Linked DNA regions of Homo sapiens: region 1 is linked to region 2. A link is a contact called in ENCODE Hi-C data. All regions are on one chromosome and are shown on one strand. The core of a region is the stretch at or near the end of the contact, and the rest is flanking DNA. Distances in the headings are between cores, read along the strand shown. Region 1 has its middle 5.2 kb from the start of LINC01331. Region 2 has its middle 66 kb from the start of LINC01335.

What was found. A loop is a pair of places that touch in the nucleus more often than their neighbours do. Pooled maps may share reads with other maps.
Region 1: a loop to region 2 is called in a map of PC-9, with 4 times the contacts of the local background. The contact joins two enhancer-like sites. A Hi-C loop is called at or near these places in 2 of 168 maps with a recorded cell type or tissue (PC-3 and PC-9) and 2 of 50 pooled maps.

What each region holds. Positions count from the first base shown.
Region 1 is chr5:74,538,518-74,545,407 of GRCh38, forward strand. No RefSeq gene overlaps it. Among named protein-coding and RNA genes, the nearest start is that of LINC01331, 5.2 kb to the left of the region's middle. RefSeq lists an enhancer at 4,169-4,730. Within about 2 kb of position 4,739, at least 13 of the 41 ENCODE cell types and tissues checked have a DNase peak (open chromatin) inside an H3K27ac peak, as active enhancers do; they include PC-3 and PC-9, where a contact is called at or near this core.
Region 2 is chr5:74,238,697-74,245,067 of GRCh38, forward strand. No RefSeq gene overlaps it. Among named protein-coding and RNA genes, the nearest start is that of LINC01335, 66 kb to the right of the region's middle. RefSeq lists a silencer at 655-855 and an enhancer at 3,102-3,151. Within about 2 kb of position 3,180, at least 5 of the 41 ENCODE cell types and tissues checked have a DNase peak (open chromatin) inside an H3K27ac peak, as active enhancers do; they include PC-3 and PC-9, where a contact is called at or near this core.

The sequences.
Region 1 (6,890 bases), core at 3,489-5,988, 300 kb after region 2:
ACATTACTTCACATCTCAGCAGAATGATGCAATGATAGCTCTGCTGCAAGTTCTGCTAAACAGCTCAATGTTTGGTTCTCCATCCTCAGTAATATTCTTGTCACTGAGCCAATGGCCTCATCAAAGGAACTAAGCAAGGATCCTCTAACAGCCTTTTTTCAGTTATTGGTAAGAACAGTAATAATTGTGGGTTCCCTATAACAAGCACTGTGCAAAAGCCATAAAAGGGAAAAATGGCCCTGTTTTTCCAGCATCACATCTTCCTAAAGATTAAGTATTTCTATATCAACCATTCAACCATTCATTGAGCAGTCTTCATGAGCATGGCAATATGCTGGGTGATGGGTTTGCTGGTGAATGAGTTCAACTCATCCCTGCCCTCAAGGAACTTACAAGACACCATAGAGGACAGATGGATGCAGAAAAACTAGATTGTTCTAAGTGCCATTGGGGAGACCTAGAGCCACATGGAAGGCAAGTCCATTTCTTTTTTTTTTTTTTTTTTTGAGACAGAGTCTCACTCTGTCACCCATGCTGGAGTGCAGTGGTGCGTTCTCAGCTCACTGCAGCCTCTGCCTCCTGGGTTCAAGCAATTCTCATGGCTTAGCCTCCCGAGTAGCTGGGATTACAGGTGCATGCCACCATACCCTGCTAATTTTTGTATTTTTAGTAGAGACAGGGTTTTCCCACGTTGGCTAGGCTGGTCTTGAACTCCTGACCTCAAGCAATCTGCCCGCCTAGGTCTCCCAAAGTGCTGGAATTACTGGTGTGAGCCACCACACCCAGCCAAAGGCAAGTCCATTTCTAGCTGAGGAGGGGCAATCAGGAGTTGGGCTGTGTTGAGTTATCCTTGTGCATATCTTGTACTCAGAGCTTATTTATCTCTATTAGAACCCAGCAAGCCTGGTGGTGTAAACGTCATCTCTTCTCTATATCAGAATGTAATGGAATAAGTTTTTTATCTAAAACCTCACTTGGTGTAGCCTTTATATTATTTCCACTGTGATAGATGAAAGAAAAAAAGAGCAGTTTAGAATGATATCTAATAATAAACCTTACTGGTCATTCAAGATCTAGTGATATTCATTTGAAATCTGAAAAGGATTTCTGCCAGAGAATCAAGGCCTGAGGTTGTCTTCATTTCTTTACCATAACTCCCCTGCCTCCTTCTATCAGCAACGTACTCTCAGCACACCCCCAATTTCCTCTTCCCACTGCCTAAAACCGCATCTCCCAAAGACGTAACCTGGCAACCCTACCCAAGAGGCCCTTCCCACCACTCACCTGTTCTTTCTCTACAAGAGCAGCCTATCTGTTTCATTCATGAAATATATCACCATTTGTAATGTTTCTTTCTTTTTTTTCTTTTTTTTTTTTTTTTTTGAGATAGAGTCTTGCTCTATTGCCCAGGTTGGAGTGCAATGCCACGGTCTCGGCTCACTGCAACCTCTGCCTCCCAGGTTCAAGCGATTCTCCTGAGTAGCTGAGTAGCTGGAATTACAGGTGCCCGCCACAACGCCCAGCTAATTTTTATATTTTTAGCAGAGACAGGGTTTCACCGTGTTGGCCAGGCTGGTCTTGAAGTCCTGACCTCAGGTAATCCTCCCACCTTGGCCTTCCAAAGTACTGGGATTACAGGCATGAGCCACAGTGCCTGGCTGTAATGTTTATTTTCTTATCGGCAATCTTCCAGAACACACTGTAAGCTCTTTAAGGACAGAAGATAGCAGATGTGAAAAAATTGTTGCATGAATAAATTAGCAAATAAATAAGTAGTAGCACTATTACTTTAGGAAAGTCCTCATAGCGCTCTAGACCATGGTCGCCACACCCGTCAAATAAAAGAACTCACAAGGATCCAGGCTGAATATTCTATGATTCTAGGACTTGGTAAAATCAGCACTAGTGCTTCACCAGAAAATGCGAAGCAACCCTGACTTCAAGGCAGTTTTCCTAGTAGAAAGACATAATAGGTAATGGATGGAAGGATGTTCGGCATTCTTATCCCACTTTATAAAAAATGAAGACACCTAAATACATTTTGTGTATAAAAAGAGGCTCCTCCACACATGCAAGTAGATTGATTCAACCTGTGTCAGCAGCCAGGGGCCCTGGAGTCAGCCCCTCCACTGGAGGACACTAGCAAGAAGATATTTGCAAACTACTTTTTCTGATGGAGTCAAGAGAACCTCTGGTCTAACCCATGAGCTTGCATTAGTGCCTCAGCTCAGCCTAACTCCAGCACCATCTTATAGATCCTGAAAGTGGGTGGTCTGGAGCTCCGCTTCTAAACTTCCTCAGATTCAAGCAAATTCCACATTCATTTGAAAGACAGAGGCCAGAGGGATTGGCTGGATCAGGGAGGTTGGTAAATACAGTGCCTTTTTTTTTTTTCTTTTATCAACAGGAAATACAAGCTCCAGTTCTGGATGAAAGGGAAAAAAAAATCATTGAAAGTAATTTATATCTGAAACTGTTTAGTAGTGTCATCCTAATTTACAACAGAACCAATTCCAAATTAAAAAAAAAAAAGTCTTTTTCTGTTTCCTGTTAGCAAAGAACATGGGGTTATTTAAAAAAAAAAAAATCCACTGGATTTTCCCAAGTGTTGATAAGGTCTGGAATCCTGCAGATCTCATGAGAAGAATTCAAAACTCCTAATTAAAAGTTTTGTTCTCACAGTCAAATCTTGAAACTGTGCCGTTTGGCTTCACTTCTCTATGGTTAATTCATTTTGATCTTCTTCCAAAAGATAAATTGACAATGTGGGATGAACCATTATCAGAAGCTTATTAATTATTATTATTTCTGGTTTTGAAAGGAGAAGAATTTTGCTGTAACATACCTCACCTCATACGGAACCCAGGGCTATGAGTGAATACATGTTGAATGGAATCTTTCCTGGATTAGTGACAATTGTTCATCTCTGGGGCTAGCCAGGTAGGGAGAAATTGTTTATTAAATAGATTACACAATCTATTGGGCTCAGGTTGAATATAGTGACAGGAAACTGAAAATAGTCCTGACATTGGATGACTTGGTGTTTTTCGTAATTTTAAACAGATAATTCAGATGCTGGTGTTTTGGAAGGCTGCCCAAGATCTGCTCTCCATATAAGCAAACTATAAAATGCAAACTAGGGCTATGACAGCCACCTACCTCTTTCCCTGAGGCAGACTTCATACTTCCTGAACCAAAATACTTGTCTGACCACAATACTGAATATTTGGAATTGGGACTGTCCCAGAAATCTGGGACATATATGGTAAGGACCTGAAGCCTGTAGTCAAATTGGAGTTTTCTTAGATGCTTGGTTAAAATTTAAATATTTTCAAGTCCAGTCCATTTATAACTTAGTGTACTAAGTTGTACTCAAAAAAGATGTACCAAAAAAAATGATGTACTCAAAATGTACACATTAATGCAGTGGTGGAGTTAGCTAGGTAACCTCCTTTTGTTAGCAAAAATGAGAGTCTTACTTCTGAGATCTTCAGAGACCATTTGGAAATTTCTGGAAGGGAAATGGCATGGATGCCCTTTCTGCTACCAAGACTGTCAGTAGTTACACAAAATTATATTATTAAAAGTCCCCAGATGGGAAGTGGCTCATGCCTGCAATCGTAACACTTTGGGAGGCTGCGGTGGGAGAATCATTTGAGTCCAGGAATTCAAGACGAGCCTGGGCAACATAGGGAGACCTCATCTCCACAAAAAATTTAAAAATTAGCCAAGCATGGTGGTGCACACCTGTGGTCCTAGCTACTCAGGAGGCTGAGATGGGAGGATTGCTTGAGATGGGAGGTTGAGGCTGCAGTAAGTCGTGATTGTACTGGGGCACTTCAGCCTGGGTGACAAAGCAAGACCCTGTCTCAAAAAAAAAAGGTCCCTTTTCCCTATTAAACAGTACATCTGTGTTTGGAAAGCTTTGGGTAGAGGACCCAGGTAGGAAGGCCATCCTTGTGCCCAGGTGGCAGCAGCCATTGAGGGTCTGAGGGAAGTCCAAACCAAAGGTTAGCCCAGGACCATTCTCCTCAGAGACTAGAAGGTCTCTCCATCTTAGGACTGAGGCTACCTGAAACAAGGAGGAAAGGTGATGCTGAATGGAATCCGTGTTAATCAAGAGAAGGGCCTTTCCTGTGGTTTATGCCTCTCTTCATTACTCACCAGCAGGCTCTGCTGGCGCCTGAAGCCTCTTCCAGTGTTGACATCCTTTTTGGCCATTTCTAGCAGTGTCTTTACAGAAAACAGGGTGGGGGAAGACATAAGAGGCAAAACTCAAATAGCCTAGTTTTCCCAACCTTTACAACTAAAATATTTTTCTGAACAAAAAATGGGAAAGTCGTGGCAAATAATCATGCCTGATAGTTCTGTTCCCTTTGCCCATGCGTGACTGAAACTGAGCCAGAAGGATTGAATTTTCTTACTCTATTTTACCTTTTTATATATTTTTTAAAATCATATTTTGAAGGCACACAGGAGCTTTTCTTTAACCCAAGAGTGGCACCCTGTTATAGATATTCTCCAGTGACCCAACTCCCATCCCCTCGCTTTTCTATAAAAGGAGCCTGGAGTTATAAGAAAGACAGGACAGCCCTCCAAACCAGGACGTCATGGAGAGGTCAGCCCACCCAAAGAAGATGCAGCACATGCAGGGTGTGGAGAGGGAAGTTCACGGGTGACGGGAGACACTGCCCTACGCCGCTAAATCCCTGCAGCCTCCTCCCCCTCATCCCTGTAAAAGTGAGTCAGAAGAGCTCACTTGTCAGACTCCTCCCAGCCCAGAGTTGAAACAAGCTTTCCCCCACTCCATGCTCCACAAGCCACAATGCTCCAAGCCTCCTCAAATTCATCCATGAAGCTCTGTGGGGCCTGCAGGCAGGCACATTCCAAAAAAAGACCTGAATATTTTATTGACAGTGGAACCCTAATTAGGTGGTTTCTATAGTCGCCGATTTCTCTAGCACTTGAAGGCAGAAGTCAGCGTTTTTGTCCCCTTCTAATTTGCCCTCTCTACCCCTCACACTCCAGACCCAGGGCTGCTGGCACCCCTGCTGAGAAGAATAGATGGGGAAGAAATATTTCCGGGATTAGTCTCATAAATCTTTCACTGGCTTCCCTGGAAATTCTCTACCCTTGAGCAACGGGGGTGTGGGGTGAGGGGAGGAGTCAGATCACTCCTGACTCATTAGCGTGTTTCCACGATGTGCCAGCTAGATCATCTAAAAATTATTCAGCTGCCCAGGAGGAAAGCCTTTTTGCCAAACTACAGGCTTATTCGAAGAACTTAATGCAATCCTCAGCCCTGGCATCCAACCACAAAGCCCAGCAAGCTCTTCAGAGAGCCATTTCCTGACCCCAGAGGCAGTCAGTGACCCCCTGGAGTGGATTTTTACATAGAGATACTGTCCTTAGCCGCAAAGCTTTCTAAAGAAGGGATTTGGGAAAGAAAATCTATTGTGTTGTTGGCTTTGTGCGTGTCTGAAAGAAGAGAAGTCATAAAATCTTTGTGTTCTTGATGGAGTGAGTTCCAGGAAATATTACCTTTCCCTTATCAGGTCCCCATGAATTGAATCAGGCTGATAACATAGCCTTCAGGTTTCCACGTGTGCATTCACCACCTACATTTGCAAAAACTCTTCCTTTTTCTGTTTTGTCCTCTCTCATATCTAAAAGATTTTATCAGCACTTTCTTGCTGTATCTGTGTCTGTTTTCAGTCCCTTGTTGGTGTTCTACGTGGTATGTCCAATTTTATTAATAGCAGGAGGCCGGGTGTGGTGGCTCATGCCTGTAATCCCAGCACTTTGGGAGGCCGAGGCAGGTGGATCACTTGAGGCCAAGAGTTCAAGACCAGCCTGGCCAACATGGTGAAACCCTGTCTCTACTAAAAATACAAAAAATTACCTGGGTGTGATGGCACATGCCTGTAGTCCCAGCTACTCGGAAGGTGAAGGTTGCAGTGAGCTGAGATCGCACAACTGTGCTCCAGTGTGGGTGACAGAGCAAGACTCTGTCTCAAATAATAATAATAATAATAATAATAATAGCAGAAGTTACCATTTATTGAATGCTGACTGTGTCAGCCACTGTGACCCTACATACATTTGTTCATTGATAACTGTTTGTTCATTGCAAAGTAGATCTTTAAAAGCCTATGATCCAAATGAGGAAACCGAGGTTTAGAAATATAGCTAGAAAGTACTAGTCAGGACTCAGAGCCCGCGCTGTCTGACTCCCAAGCATTTTCTCTCAGCCACTTCACTGAAACACAGACAGCCCGGGAGATGTGCATTGCTTTAGGTTAACACCCATATCCAGGCACATGCTGCAGAGCCTGAACGATGTCCTCACTGTCACCTCCCCAACCCTCTGAAGATGGTGATGGAAATGAGTGAGCCATGACAATTTCTGCAGAAAGATTCTAAAGTGTTGTCAGAAATCTTGAGGCCAGGAGCATATCTAGCTCCCTAACCCACAGCAGGGTGTTAAATAGGTTCCTGATGACATGCTTTTGATAAAGAAAGAGAGTTCCTCAGGCAATGGAGACTGGAGATCAGTGAGGGGAGGGGTGTTAGAGGAGCCCCACAGGGAACAGAACCTGGGGTGCTATCGCAGGCAAGAAGACAAGTCAGAAAGCATAGACCTAGCACAATTATGAACAGAAAAGGCCATTGTTTGGTAGTCTGAGGTTTTGTAGAGGGTCAAAATTGTAACAGAAGTCCCTCTGCAGTGAATTTTGGACTCCAAAGCTCTTTAGGATTCTCTCTTCCCCAATACTAAGTCTCGCAACATGGGCTGAAAAACTGCTAGAGTCAATGAAGTCTGACTTCAAAAAAATTATTGGAGCTAATTAGAAAAGGCTTAGTTTTGACATCTTCAGTCATCTTTAGTC
Region 2 (6,371 bases), core at 1,930-4,429:
ACAATGCTTCAAATGACTACCACCAGAAGAAAGTTGACTTCCTCATCCCACAATATATCTCTGTGGCCATATCTACTATGGGGATCCAGGGTTGAATATCTAAATATCAGTGCAACACATCTAGGAAAGAAATTAAGAAGAGCATTACTATCAGGAAAAAAAGGTGATGACTGACTGGCTGTGGCAGTTTTCCTGGGGATTAGGGTGTGCAGAGGGGGAAAAGGGAGAGTGAGCTGAAAATGAAAACAAGCAGATGCCATGCATCTCTATAGTCCTTGCAGCCTTCCCCTAAAGCTCCTGTGCCTTTTGAGGTTATGTGTGCAAGACTGTGAGGGGACGCTCTTCCATTGGTCAGTGAACTAATTAGGAGATTATTTGGAAGTGTCCACATAGTTGCCTCAGCCTGGAATCTACAGGGCTCACCAGTCCAGGACAGGCTTTTAGGTTGGTCTCTCCATTCCTGCACTACAAGTTTTCCATACTGCACGTGAAACAAGAATTCAAGCCCCTTGGCCCCATCCTGTGCCACAGAACTGGGGTCTGACTGACTCTCAATCAACTCTGTTTCAACATGGTCTAGGGCAGGGAGCCAAGTCTATGCCACTCTATGGATGGGATGGAAATTTTCTTCGCCCCATTCATGAGAACCTTTTTGATTCTCAGCTTTGTCCTGAGAACCCAGTTCTGGCTTCCTCTGATGCATGAGGCCAGATGACTTCCACTCCCACATTGGCTATAAAACCTTTTCCTTTAAGCAACGCACTCTCTGTCACCACAGGCCATGTGGCCCCCACTTCCCCTAACCACTACAGTTCCCTCTTTATCTCTGCTCCTTGAAGCTTCCCTTTCTTGTTTTTGAATTCAACTAGGTATTTTAATTTTTTTAATTTTTAAAAGCATATTTATGCATTAAAACTGGGGTGGGGGGGGTGTCCATGGAAGCTCAGCCTACTATCTTGGCTGAAATTCCTTTTTAGCTAATAAGTGGCAGAGCTGAGTTTCAAATCTAGATATTCTGACTCTAAAGCCAAGGTTAATTTTTTATGATAACGTGTATCTTCCAAGGAATCTCAGTAAGGCTGAAAGACTATCCAAAGTGACTTTTAACAAAGAATAGATAGAGGCAAACTCATGGAATGATTACCCCCAAAAGCTATTACGGGCTAAAATATTTGGGAAGTTTTCAGAAAATGGCAAAAAATGAAGGTCTGTCATGAGTTATGATATTCTAAAGACTGTCTGACCTTCTGAATATGGCAGAAGGCAGCTTGCCTCTCACAACACTCTCCTATGTGAACAGGGGTCTAACTCCACCTGGTAATTTCTATACCCTTCTTGGCTGTAGTCAGAAGGAATCATTGCAGATGCTCTTCTCATCACTCACATATTCATCTGCCTGTGCACATACATCTCGATGCAAACCCAATGAGATGAGGTTAAGAGCATGGGCTGTGCTTTGAGATGTGAAGAAGTCATGCAACCTGGTATCTCTTGGGGGACAGGCAGAAGAAATATGAGAAACATAGATACTCCTTAAAAAAGATGGCATTTGTCCCCAGCTACTACAACCTCAGGGAGGCTGCCACATTCTTTGTACCAAGTTGCCATGCACTAGACAGCAAAATCTCATCAAAAACACAGCTATATTGATTATTCATTTTTTTCCATTTCCACTAATGCTACCTTCTATAATGCAAGTAATTGAGTATTGATTGAGTATTGACTATACTATAACAATTCAGTTAACTGACTTGCCTGGGAAATGGAGTACTTGGTTAAGTGAGTTTCCTGTTTCTAAATAATTTAGGAGGTTGGAACCTACCTCTGAAATTTTATTTTATGCATGTGTAGATATATTGATCGACTTAAATTAATAAACATCAGGTACAGAATATGACAGCATAGGCTTTGGCACAAGCTTGAGTATGCATCAAGACTTTGCATCTCGTTGGCTGCATGATTTTGGAATACTTTTTTAATTCCTGAGCCTTGGTTCCCTCACCTATAGATTGAAGATAACCTCATTTCCTAGGATTATTGTGAAGATTTTATTAGATCATGTATGAAGAATGCTTGGCAAAAGTCCTGATGTAGAATTCATGTCAACAAGTAGCACCTATTATGACTATTATTGTTATTATGAAACTGAAACTGTCTCATTTCAGGGGAGGCTCCCACAGCATGACAGATCCAAGGTAGACTCAGAGCAACAGACAATCAAAGTCATTTGGAAAAAGTGAGGTTGGAAAATGAAACCAACAATTGGCCTATGGATTTGCACAAGAGAAAGTAAGCAAGTAAAGACTAGATCCTGGGCACCCGTTTGGTGGCTGAGCTTACATTGCTTGAGTCAATGCCCTGAAGCCCATGTGGTTAGTTGTTGACAAAGAAGAGAATTCCTTGTCTTTATCAGATGCAAATCCCCAAGAGGTTCAATTTAAGAGCCATTTCTTGGACTGGCTAATATAACCCAGCAGTTAGAGCCAAGATTATCTTCTGTGTGATTATAGCCTGGTTGGAAGAATCATGGCCTGAGTCTAGCTAAGGAGATTTAGACTGTTGTCACTTATGGAATCCCAGCTAATGAACTCTCACACAGCAGGACATGGTTTGAGGCACATCATGAGACATTTATTCTTTAGAAAAGCCACCCCTCTTTGGCCGTTCCAGGCCACCTTCCAGAGCCCCTCTCTGGTTTCCCACACACAGTGTTTGTTCCTCTGGGCATTGCTTCTCAGGAGGCTGGGAAAAAAAAAAGATTGGTCTTCCAAGGTTACTGAACTTATCTCTTTTCCCTTGCTATACAAACAACGTGTGTGAAGGCCACCCAGACTTTTGCAATTAAAGAGGAACTTGCAGGGAAGGGTATGGCCAAGGCTGTTTCATAGTCTGCCAAGTCAAGGCTCAAGTTGCCTCTGTGGGAGAACTCTCCTGCCATTGCTAACTAAGCAGCCTGTCTGTCGATGGGAGCAGTGGGTACATGGGACTGGAAGCTCGAGTCCCAGGTCATTTTTCTGCCACTGGGAAATGTTTTGAGCTCTGCCAGCATCTGCTCACGGGCCACAAGTTGAAAGTGATTTTACATTAGCAACAGAGATTCAAACAAGGAACATCCAACAAATCCTGGTGACTTGCAGCAGTGGTTCTCAGTGTGCTGTGGACCAGTAGCAGCAGCATTACCTGGGAAATGGTTAGAAATGCAAATGCTTGGGCTCCACCCCATTCCTACCTACTGATTCAGAAACTCTGAGGGTTGAGCCCAGGAAGTGGTTTTAAAAGCCCTCCAGGCGATTCAGATGCAGGCTAAAGTTTGAGAACCACTGGCCTAAGGAACTCTGGCAGTGGGAATGAAGAAAATCATTGCAGGGTTCTTAAGAAAACCCAGGTGTGGCTAAACAGATATGCCTGTCCCCATTTCCCACCTACCCCCAGCCCCCACCACCATGATCTAAGAAAGCAAAAGCTCATTGAGGCAGGTGATGTGTTGGACAGAGCAAATACATGACAGGAACACACTTGAGCCTACCTGAGTGGTGTTCAGCATCTGTCTTCATTTGCTCACTTATTAATTAATTTTGTCATTCCCATATGGAGGTTTCTGTTTGTCCTCCATAAATAGCCATCATTACATACAGGATTCTCCAACTAGCAAGGTGGGGAGATGATCCAGGATGGGCAGGGGAGAGAGAGAGAAGCAGCACCAGTCCTGAAGGTCAGAACCAGACCTCAAAACATCCCCACTAGTCCACGGCTCAGAGGAGAAAAGAAGACTGGATATATAAAGGGAAGGGAAGCAGAAAAGAGAGAATGGATGAAGGAGTGGGCATGGGCAGACCCACTCCAATATTTGCAGAACCAGGGGCAAAATGATAAATGGAGACCCATGTACCACGTATCTAAACATTTAAAATGTATAAATCAGTGAACATCAAGTGAACAGACTATTAAGTAAATTATGTAATATTTTCTTATCTTGACAAATATATCTTCATAGCAAACTGGAAGAGCAGGCTTGGTCAATTTAGAATTCCTGGACTCCTGAGAGTTACAGAATGCAATAATGCAAGGAGGGTGGTCACCTAGCTCAGTCTCTGGCCCACGACCTGCTCTCATTCTCTTTCCACTCTGGCTCTGTCCCCATACCATGAAGGGCTTCATTGAAATGCATAAATACACGAGCCCATACATTCAAGCTCCATCCACACCTCTTGCAAACAGCTTCTCTTGGTGACCCCTCAGACCTAGGAGGAGTACCTTAGCACCAGAGGCTGGTATAGGGGAAGATATCCATGTGGGCTCTGGAAATAGGATCATGCCTTTTGGATACAGAATTCTAGGGTCCCAGTTTCTTGGAGCATGGTCTTGCAGGGGAGCAGACTCTAGATAGTCACAATTCCTTGGCCTGTGGATTCTTCAACCCACGGGAAGGGTAAGAAAAACAGGAGCAGATTCTCTGAAGCATGGGTCCAGGACAAGGACCATCTTGCCCAGGTCTAAGGATAGACCAGATAGAAAAGAGGAGGAAACATCAAAGACATAAGAGAGAGGAAAGGAAATAACAGGTGAAAAAGACCTTAGAAGAAATTCTTCATAAAGTGGCTTTTACTGTTACCTATGTACGTTGAGGGACCTGATGTTTCTCTGGGCATCGAGGGAATGGGAACGATTCTTCCTCTGAATTAGCCTTATCCCCGAATGGTGGGGAGAAGTGAATGTTCGTGCCTGCTTCATGTTTTATTCTTCTGCATAAATTACAGTGCAGAGACTAGAGACATCTAATTTTCCTGTTATAATAACCATAGATCTATTATAACTTTCTTGCTACACATTAAAGGGAAGGAAAAGAGGGAGGGAGAGAGGATGGAAGTTAGTCAGTCAATGATCAGAGACCAGAAGTTTCTCTGGTTGAAACAAAAGAATATTTCATGAGACAAACAACTGAAAAGCAAGTTTACACAGAAAATTGGTAACTTGATGCGGCATTTTGGGCTTGATCATGTGGGTTGGTTGTTACTTGGCTTAGCTTCTGATGTTGTAAAAATTTCATTTGTGAAGGTTTCTATGGCCAATTGTTTTGATGTAGATTACTTGAGTTTTGTTGTTTGCTGTTTAGCAGACATGAAATATGATCCATTTTCTCTGGGAATGTTTCATTTCCTGGAGCTGGAAATGCAGTGCGGTTAGGTAAACTGCTCCATTTCTGAGCCATATGTTATAGTGTTGAAGTACAGGGCAATCCAGATCACAGCATTCTCAGGCTTTCAGAATAATTATTTTAATTGTTTCCTGGGAAAAAATTACTTTCTAAGGATAAAATCAACAGAAAGAATCACAAAGAAAAAAATGATAGAAAAACATTATGATAAAATGTAAAACATCATGAAAAAATGTAAAATAAGTCAAACTTAGAAACAGATATGTTACAAATATGACAAAACCAATAATTATAAACACTTTATATAAAAACTTGTGCACACATATTTTTTAAAATCATCAATGCTCCAATTTTAAAAACATAATAGCAGACCATTCACAAAGGAAAAATTATGACTAAAAAATATTTTAAGATATTCAAAATGATGTAAGATAAAATTAGGTTATGTTAATTGATATCTCATTTCTGGATGTAGCTTTACAAATATGTCAACAGCCTTAAAAAATGTCCATGGCCTTGACCTGGGCAATTTTTTCCTAAGGACATATTAAAAATATGGGAAAATATTCATAAAGAAGTGATCTTTGCAGGTTTCTCTGAAATAGAATTTTTTAAAAAAACACTATCTCTGCTCTGTCAGAGTTCACTCATGCTCTGGATCTTATAGTTTGGCTCAGCTCTTTGGGGATTTCATTCATTCAGTTATTCTCTTATATATCATCAATCTCGCTTTCCACTAAACACAAATATGCTTGGTATCTCACTAATGTTTAAATCCTTTCTTGACCCCACATCTCTGTCAGGCTTCCACTAGACTACTCTGCTTCCCTTTATGGGAAACTTAAGAGCTATCCCCACATATTCCCTTCACGTCCTTGCATCCCACTCACTGAATTGCATTCCCTTGTCAACATCGCAGGTGACCTCCCTCTTTGCAAATCCAATGAACAGTAATGCAATGTTTAACCTATGTCTTCTGTAGTTTTCTTTGGCTTCCAGTACACCAGCCCTGTTTTCCTGTTACCTCAGTGGCCACTCTTTATTGGGCTACTTTGCTGAATCTCCCTTCTTCGTCCAGCTTTTAAAGAAGAGAACTCCTTCAGGGTTCAGTGAAAACATCTTCTCCATCCATATCTATTTCCTTAAGTGATCTCATCCAATCCCATGGTTTCTGGTGCCATCTTATACCAATGACTCCAAAATTTATATCTCTGGA